2 separate regions of the Homo sapiens genome follow, and region 1 is linked to region 2. A link is an interaction called in ENCODE POLR2A ChIA-PET data of the cell type or tissue named here. Cell type or tissue: A673. All regions are shown on one strand. Each heading gives the region's core, and the rest is flanking DNA. Links, peaks and the distances in the headings are about the cores only.

Region 1 (4,401 bases), core at 310-4,309, 190 kb before region 2:
GCACGCTCTGTGTTCCTCTCTCCTGGAGAAAACCACTATCTTTACTTGTGTTCATCATTTTCTTGCTTTTCTTTGCAGTGCTACTACTTATGTATGCATTCCTAAACAATAGTCTGGTTTCACCTGTTTTTTAATTTCATAGGAACAGAATCATAATGTAGGCATTCTTTTGTGGCACAATTCCTTTGGTTAACTTTACATTTGTGACAATTTCCAATGATGTTGCCTGTAAGTGATTGTTCATTTATATTACTGTTTAGTATTTAAATTTATTTATTTGTTATACATATAGCCAGGGCCCATGTATGAGAGTTCTCTAGGATATATTGCTGGAATTGCTGGGTCATATGGTAGGTATATCTTCAGCTTTCCTCAACAATGTTGAGCTTCCTTTCAATTTCACATCCTAATTTTAGCCAATTTGGTCAGTATGTCATTGTCATTTCCACTTAATTTTTCTAATTGCTAGTAAGATTGAGTACCTTTTCCTATGTGTACTGGCCTCTCCCACTTCTTAATTTAACAATCAACATCACCCTAACTCGGCTTCTTTGTATAGCACACACATATGCAGCAAGTAGCCTGACCATTTTCCAGTTGATTTGGAATGCTTTCACCATTGTGATTATAAAACTGTTATATCAACTGTGCTTCAATTCATATCAGTCATTGAAACAGTCTGCGAAGGATGGAATGCTTTTTTGTTAAATCTACCGTTTGATGTTATAAACATGTTTGAATCCCAGCCTATACCTAGTCCTTAAGCTAATCATGGTGAAGTTGTACCAGGATAAAAGATGAAACATGAACTCTTTCCAGCACAAAAAGAAGTCTGTTTAGTACAGAAATTGAGGACCTAAGATCCATCAATGCAGGGCATTATGATAGTAGCTTATTGAATTGGTTTCTATTTTCTGAGTGGAATTACAGACTTTGAAATTTAGGGTAACACTAGGATTCTCTCTTCCTCTGACTGAAAGAGCCCTAGAATTTCAGAGTAAGAAAGATGTAATATGTTATTATGTTTCTTATAGAGGCATTCATTAACTATTTACCTCACGTGCCCCAAATGGTCAAGGGCAAGCTACACTCTCACTGATAAAGAACATTTTCTGAAAGAGCCTCTATTTTGCAGAAATGTGGCCTGCTCTGCACATCCTTGGGGTTACAGAGCAGAGAGCCTCCCTATGTTTGGCATTAATCTTTTAATCCTCTTAGATCATTTGGTTTATTGTCCCAATCTACCTGTTTTCATTGTTTTTCTGTTACAAATCAAAAAGAAAATCTCAGCAATGCTCAGAAGTATTTTTATAAAACACAAAACACTAATTTTGGTTGGCATAAATTAAAATAAAACTTTGTCTTCATTTCTCAAATTTATTGAATATATATCCACCTTCCAGTTTTTTTATCTTTTATAAGGAAAAAAATTCCAACACCTGTCGACAAATAAGTATACCTCTTTAAGTGCATAACTACAGAAGATACAGAGGACAAGAAACTTCAAAATGCATAATTGCTCAAACAGCCAAGAAACTATTCAAAGGCCTACGTCTTCCTGGGCTTTTTGTTTATTTTGCTTTTTGTTGTTGTGTTCTTTTCAGAGTGAAGGCCAAATTTACAGAGCACTAAATTCAGAATATGAAGGAAAAATAACTTACATGAAATGTGATATAAAAATAGCCAACCAACTGCCACTCAAAGGAAAATAAAACCAATTATTTAGCTAAATTGAATATTTGGTCGGAACAGTTGCTTTATCTGGATGTTGCCTTAATCTCTTCACGAAGGATATTAGGAAGGTACAATTGTCTCAATTATTAAGACATTTGCATTTTATCAGAGGTATCTGCATGGGGAAAATTTCCAAAATGGGTAACTACTTATAGATTTCTGGCACACATTTTTGACAAGGAAAATGTTTTTCAACTTTATATCGTGATATATTACAATAGTCTTTTTCTATTGAAATCCACTTCACATTTATATCAGATGTTACATTCAATATAATAACCCGAGTGCACAGCAGTGTTAAGTCCTTAGTAAACACACATATTCTTGTTGAATGAATAAATGAAACATTTATGTGGCCTACAATTGACTTCATTTTAAAGGTTTAATTCATATAAGTAGGGTGTACCCATAGTTTTTAAATAAAGGCACATAAAATCTCCAGTTTAGTCAGTTTAAAGTTTTAAGCCAAAATTAGTCTAAAAGTAGAGTAAGAGAACTCCTGTCTCTCTAATAACCAGCATTAACTTCAACAATCCAATCAATAAATTATAAATTATCAAAATCAAATCAAAGCCTGACTTTCTCATTTGTTTGAGGGCAGAAAGAAAGAAAAAGACAAATGAAAGGAGGGAAGGAAGGAAGGAAGGAAGGAAGGAAGGAAGGAAGGAAGGAAGGAAGGCAGGCAGGCAGGCAGGCAGGCATTTTTATAATAACATTAAGGAAAAGACAAGTTTAGCACCCCTTCTCCAAATACAGCATGGTATACCAGAAAAAAACATAGATGTTAGCTCCATTCGTATTCAGGCAACAAATACTATTGAGAACCTATGTCAGGTACTGTCTCGAAAATAAACAAAAAAAATGTTTAATGAATAAAACACAGCCCTTATCAGATGATCTTACTGTTGCTTGGTGGTGCGCTATTCAACCCTGTATTCAAATCTCATTTTTACCCTTTATATGACTTGGTACAAATTACTTAATATCCCAAAGCCTTGATTCTCTCACCTGTAAAAATTAGGAAAGTTTTAATTTATTTCTCAGTAGGTTGCTAGAAAGATGAAATGTGGCAGTGTACTCTATGTACACGTATATGGTATATCAATAGCAGGCACTAACATAGATGAAGTCCTCTCGTCTGCTGCTCTTTCGCCTGCAAACAACCAGTTATCCCCAGTAAGACATGAAAACAGAAAAGATATTTACATATTTATGATATAATGTATTATTTTGAGATCCTTTTAAATCGAAAAGCAAGTATCATAATACACATTTTTTGGTTAGTGGAATTTGTAATACCAACTATATTACCTATATGTTCATGTTTTTCTTTCTATTTTTCATTTACTAAACTACTCATAATGACTTCTATATCATTAAATGTGACCATGGGAGTGAAACAAACATGTCCACAGAGTCTTCTGGGTATAAAAGACAAAGATTAACAGAAAGAGGATTGAGAACTGAAATAAAAATGAGAGGGAGAGACCAAAAACAAGCAAACAAAAATACCTATTAATACCTCATATCAACCTTGTATTATGTATTTAAATAACAGTACAAAATAATTTAGTTAACCTAAAAAACAGTGGAATCAATATGAAAGTCAATTTTTTTTTTTTTTTTTTGCAATGGAGTCTTGCTCTGTCACCCAGGCTGGAGTGCAGTGGCATGATCTTGGCTCACTGCAACCTCTGCCTCCTGGGTTCAAGCGATTCTCCTGCCTTAGCCTCCCAAGTAGCTGGGATTACAGGTGCCCACTACCACGCCTAGCTAATTTTTGTATTTTTTAGTAGAGACAGGGTTTCACCATGTTGGCCAGGCTGGTCTCGAACTCCTGACCTCAAGTGATCTGCCCATCTCAGCCTCCTAAACTGTTGGGATTACAGGCATGAGCCACCATGCCCGGCGGAAAGTCAATATTCTCTAACCTATTTCTTGTTTTAGTTGGCCTGCCTCATTTGATATTACTTTTATTGTTTTTACTCTTAATTTGATGCAAAGGTTTGAGAAAACAAGTTCATCTCTTCAGCTTGATATGGTCAAAGAAAAAAATCCAGAAGAGGAGGGAATGGCAAAGTGTATTGACAAGTGACACAGTAACAAATTGGAGAACATATTTGCCAAATGTAGAAAATATTAACGTTCAAAATATATAAAGAATTAAAGAAGTAAAAGGAAAACAACCCGAAGAAAACAAAAAAGACAGAAGACTTAGGCAATTCACAGCAGAATTCTATATGATCAAAATATTAAAATCTCTCACTAATAATTAAAGAAATAAAATTCAAAACATTAAGAGAAATTTATTTCTATCAGATTAATTATATTCACTTTTGCTAAGGGTGTTCATAAATAGAAATTTTCTTACAATGTATTTGGAAATATAAATTCATGTATAATGTATGGAGGCCAAGTTGACAATGCCTATAAATAATTAAAATGTATATGCTCTTTGTCCAAGAAATTCCACTTCTGGGAATTTATCCTATGGTTATAAATATGAAAATCTATGAACAACAGTTTCTTATATCATTTTTATATTAGTAAAAGTTGGAAACAGTCTAAATGTCCTTAGATAGGGAAATAGTTGAAAAAATTGCAATTAAGCTATAAAATGGAGTATACTGTGATATGGCTTGGCTCTGTGTCCCCAACCAAATCTCG
Region 2 (4,401 bases), core at 303-4,302:
GCAAAATCTTGTCTCTACAAAAAATACAAAAATTAGCCTGGTGTGGTTGCATGTGTCTGGAGTCCCAGCTACTCAGTAGGGTGAGATGGGAGGATCGCCTGAGCCTAGGGGGGTGGAGGCTGTCTTAAAAAGAAAAAGAAAGAAAGAAAAGAGAAAAAGAAAGATTAAAAATACACCATAACAACTATTTATATAGCATTTACATTGTATTAGGTATAATTAGTAATCTAGAGATAATTTAAAGTATACGGGCGGATGTGGATAGGTTATATGCAAATACTACTCCATTTTATATAAGGGACTTGAGCATCTCCAATTTTTGAGGGAACTATCTGAGGGGAGTCCTGGAACCAATCCCCGAAGTATACTGAGGGATGATTGTATACATTACCTATCTAATGATATGCAGTGACTTATTAAGAGTCTAGAAGCCGGGCATGGTGGCTCACGCCTGTAATCCCAGCCCTTTGGAGGCCGAGGCGAGAGTATTGCTTGAGCCCTGGAGCTTGAGACCAGCCTGGACAACATTGTGAGACACTGCTTCCACAATAAATACAAAAGTTAGCCAGTCATGGTGGCACGTACTTGTGGTCCCAGCTACTCAGGAGGCTGAGGTGGGAGGATCACTGGAACCTGGGAGGTCAAGGCTGCAATGAGCTGAGATCACCCCACTGCACTCCAACCTGGGCGACAGAGTGAGACCCTGCCCCCTCCCCCTACAAAAAAAAAAGAAAGAAAAAGAGTCTACCAAGTACAGGGCACTGAGCTTTCCATATGCATTTCATTAATATGCACAGTGCTTCTATTTGTTCATGCATTCTACAGATAATTATTGTAGTGCCAGGCACCATCCTAGGTGATAGGTCAACGTTAGTATTTATGAGCTAGGTATTACTGCTCCTATTTTATAGTTGAGAAAACTGAGTTTCAGAGAAGAAAAGTAACTAGCTCAGCATCACAGGGTATTGTTAAGCAAAAATGTCCAACCTATCTGAAAGCCTAGTTTTTAACAACTATGCTACATGAAAAGACACTAAGCCACAAAGATGAAGGCACAGAGTTGAGCCAACATCTATAATAGAATATGAGAAACTATACAATGGCAACAAAGACAAATTGCCTTGGGACCATGTTAAATCAACTCCTAATCTTTTCAAAGAATTCAGAAAGCTTCTGAGAAGAGGTGACTTTTGAGCTAAGACTTGAAGAAAAATTTGTCAAGAACGGTAGTAAACACATCATCACATTTAAAGTGTACAATAACCCTGAAAAAAATAGCATTATGGTTCTTTCACAGAAGAGAAAACTGAGGTCAAGAGAGATGAGGGGCTTGCTCAGAATCAGTCAGTTACTATGGTATATGCCAATGTCCATGCCAAGCATTTCACAGCCATTGGTCTCCTGACAATCCTGACGTTTAGGCAGCACCACCACTAACATTGTTGCCACTTGGTCTTGCCTAGGTCTTGGCAATAGCTTGTGCTTTAGTGGTGAAGCTGAAATATACACCCAATTCAGCCTTACTCCCAGACCCAAAAAGTAGGTTCTGTGAAAGTTTTCTTGCGTATGAATCCAAGTCCTGGGTTCTAAAGGGAAGAGTGACCTTAGGAAAGAAAGAGATAAAATTAATTTATTTAGGCACATGTCAAGAAATTCGCTCAGTCTGACCAGGCACAGTGGCTCACACCTGTAATCCCAACACTTGGGAGGCTGAGGCAGACGAATCACTGGAGCTCAGGAGCTCAAGACCAGCCTGGGCAACACGGCGAAACCCCATTTCAACAAAAAATACAGCCAGGCGTGGTGGCATGCACCTGTTGTCCTGACTACTTAGGGGGCTCAGGAAGGAAGATCAGTTGAGCCTGGGAAGTCAAGGCTGCAGTGAGCCATGTTCACGCCACTGCCCTCCAAGCTAGGTGACATATGGAGACCTTGAAAAAAAAAAAGAAAAGAAAAGAAAAGAAAGAAAGAAAGTGAGAAAGAGAGAGGAAGGAAGGCAGGAAGGAAGGCAGGAAGGAAGGAAGGAAGGAAGGCAGGAAGGAAGGCAGGAAGGAAGGAAGGAATTCCTTCTTCCCACCAAAACAAATCTCCAGTGCACCTAAAATAAAAAAAAAAAAACAACCTAAAAATGCTGATTATCACTTCAAATTAAGGAATAGGCTTCAAAACATTTTTTTAAAACCTCACTTCTCCCCACCCGTCCCTACAGGTTGATTTACGCACACTTCTTAAGCCAAGTCAAAGAACTGGCTTAACTCTAGTTTCCCTTAGAAAGCATGACTCCAGGCTGCCTGAGCTTCCTCTGTCCTTTTGTGACCTCCTGATGACCTGGGAGTTCCACCCACTTTTTAGGGCCTCTCGGAGCCTTGAATCTACACATCAGTGGGATTTAGTTTCCCTTTTGCTTTAATGACTCCTCAGAACCTTACTCATGTAGCAATCTCACCCACTTCCTTTCTTGTTTCTCTGGTCCTTATGGGCTATAGCCCACCTCTCCTTCCCATGCAGGCAGGTTCTCAGGGACAATGGTGATTTATTTATTTACAGTTCTCCTTATATTTTGTTTGGTTAGCTTTTATTTATTTCTTTTTCTCAGGTGGGGGAAAAAGCTAGGTTATGTCTTTGGGTGTCAGCTAGTAATCTTTCACTTTTCTTCCCATGTAACCACCCCCACCCGTTTTTTTTGTTTTGTTTTGTTTTTTGTTTTTTTTGTATAATTATAGGTTTCACCTCATCAGACAGTTAGACTTTAAATTGGTCTATCTTTAGGCTGAAGAAATCATCTTGAAAATTCAGAATCAATACAAGAATCATGGTACTAGATTAGTATCACTAAGACTCAACATCTAAAAATGAAATATTTAAAAATATATACATGTTTTGAAAAGAAAGAAGAGGAACAGAAGAATTGGAAAATGTTTGACTCAACTAGCTCATGCATGTACCTTTCCTATCTGTCCTCCAAGGAGTGAGGGAAAGACTTTGTTAAGAATAACCACCATCAGCAAAACCCCACAATTCTGAAGCTCAACCACACAAAATGCAAAGGGATATTTGGCATAGAGGAAGTGAACTTCACAGAAATTGCATGTGGCCGTGCAAAGAATTCTGCAAATTTAACATATCACAAAGAATGTACTGAACAAATTTTGTTATGAGTTTTCAAAAGCCTCTCACATCTCTCAATGGTCTCCAAAGTAAACACATCTCCCACACTGTAGCATCCATTACTATAGTTTTGAGTTTCTGCTCTGAAATGATGCAATCTTCTACTCAGGACGGCTTCGTAAATATCTTTCCCAAATGATGGAGAAACAGAATTCAACTTCACTTCTTTCATTCCTCAAAGAACATGTCATGCAGGGCTGCACGTTAGTGGCCATCAACCAGGAAATATTTCGTAAACAGAATTTGTACTCCATTTATTCTGAGTTTACTTTTAGAAGCCACTTATCTCTTTTAGAAGAACTTCCCTTGCCAATCACCTTTTGGAAAAGGCCTGGAAGAGACACTCCCTGAGGACGTGCAGAATCCTAGGTCAACAGCATATACAGTGGAAATAAATAACTAAAGTATCTACATCTTAGGATGGTCCCTTTCCTTCCTAAGACAATCAGTCTTTTCAGAGCAATTGAAACACATATGCAGGTGTACACACATGGACGTGGGTGTACACACACACACACACACACACACATTGCAATATCTCCTCTAGTACATTCTTTGATATGTGACCATTACTTCTTCTCTAATAATTGTGATTAAAACTCCCAAAACAAGGAATGTCTTTGGAGATGGAAAGGCCACTAAAATTCATATTGTTCAATGCTCTCATTTTGCAAATGATGATGCTGAGATCCAGTATGTTAAATTTATCCCAAAGAATTTATATGCTCCTAGAATTTTCAGATAAGATTAGAGTTTCTCCTTTTGAGACCTCTTAGCGGAAAGATCAAAGGCTCTGAGGTCAGCCCAGCCCGGTTTCAAATCTCAGCGCTACTGTTTACCACTTGGAGATCCTAGATAATTAATCACTCTAAGCCTCCATTTTCCCATCTACAAAATGGAGATAATAAGAGCTGAAAGAATCCAGAATATAACACTGTGAAGAGTTTTCTTCTAAACATTCGTTATCTGCTTAAAAGCAGAGCCTCCTAAAAGAATTCAACTGTTAAAACTCCCCTCCCAGGAGTTTTGTAACCAGGAAAGATTGAAATCACCTAAACAGGCATTGTCACAAAATGATAGTATCTCCCATCTATTCTCCTACAGGCCTATTTATCTTTCCTACAAGTCATTTGTTTTCCTATAAGTAATCTTCTCCCTCTCTCCTCCTTCACCTATTCCTTCACCCTCTCCTTCACCCAATTCTAAGCACCTCCTTGAGTCATACTTTTTGGT

Evidence for each region. Peaks named below come from ENCODE experiments on the same cell type or tissue, not always from the same donor. Only the 100,000 strongest peaks of a DNase experiment are listed, where the experiment ranks them.
Region 1: POLR2A ChIA-PET joins it to region 2 with 5 read pairs; 4 of 35 experiments call an interaction of 5 or more read pairs at or near these places.

The regions. Positions count from the first base shown.
Region 1 is chr12:89,143,047-89,147,447 of GRCh38, forward strand. No RefSeq gene overlaps it. Among named protein-coding and RNA genes, the nearest start is that of LINC02458, 130 kb to the left of the region's middle. In A673, for the core only: no CTCF peak of the experiment used is centred there; a DNase peak (open chromatin) is centred at 2,385; H3K27ac peaks cover 3,313 bases.
Region 2 is chr12:89,331,690-89,336,090 of GRCh38, forward strand. No RefSeq gene overlaps it. Among named protein-coding and RNA genes, the nearest start is that of DUSP6, 19 kb to the right of the region's middle. In A673, for the core only: no CTCF peak of the experiment used is centred there; DNase peaks (open chromatin) are centred at 1,922 and 2,292; H3K4me3 peaks cover 820 bases; H3K27ac peaks cover 3,821 bases.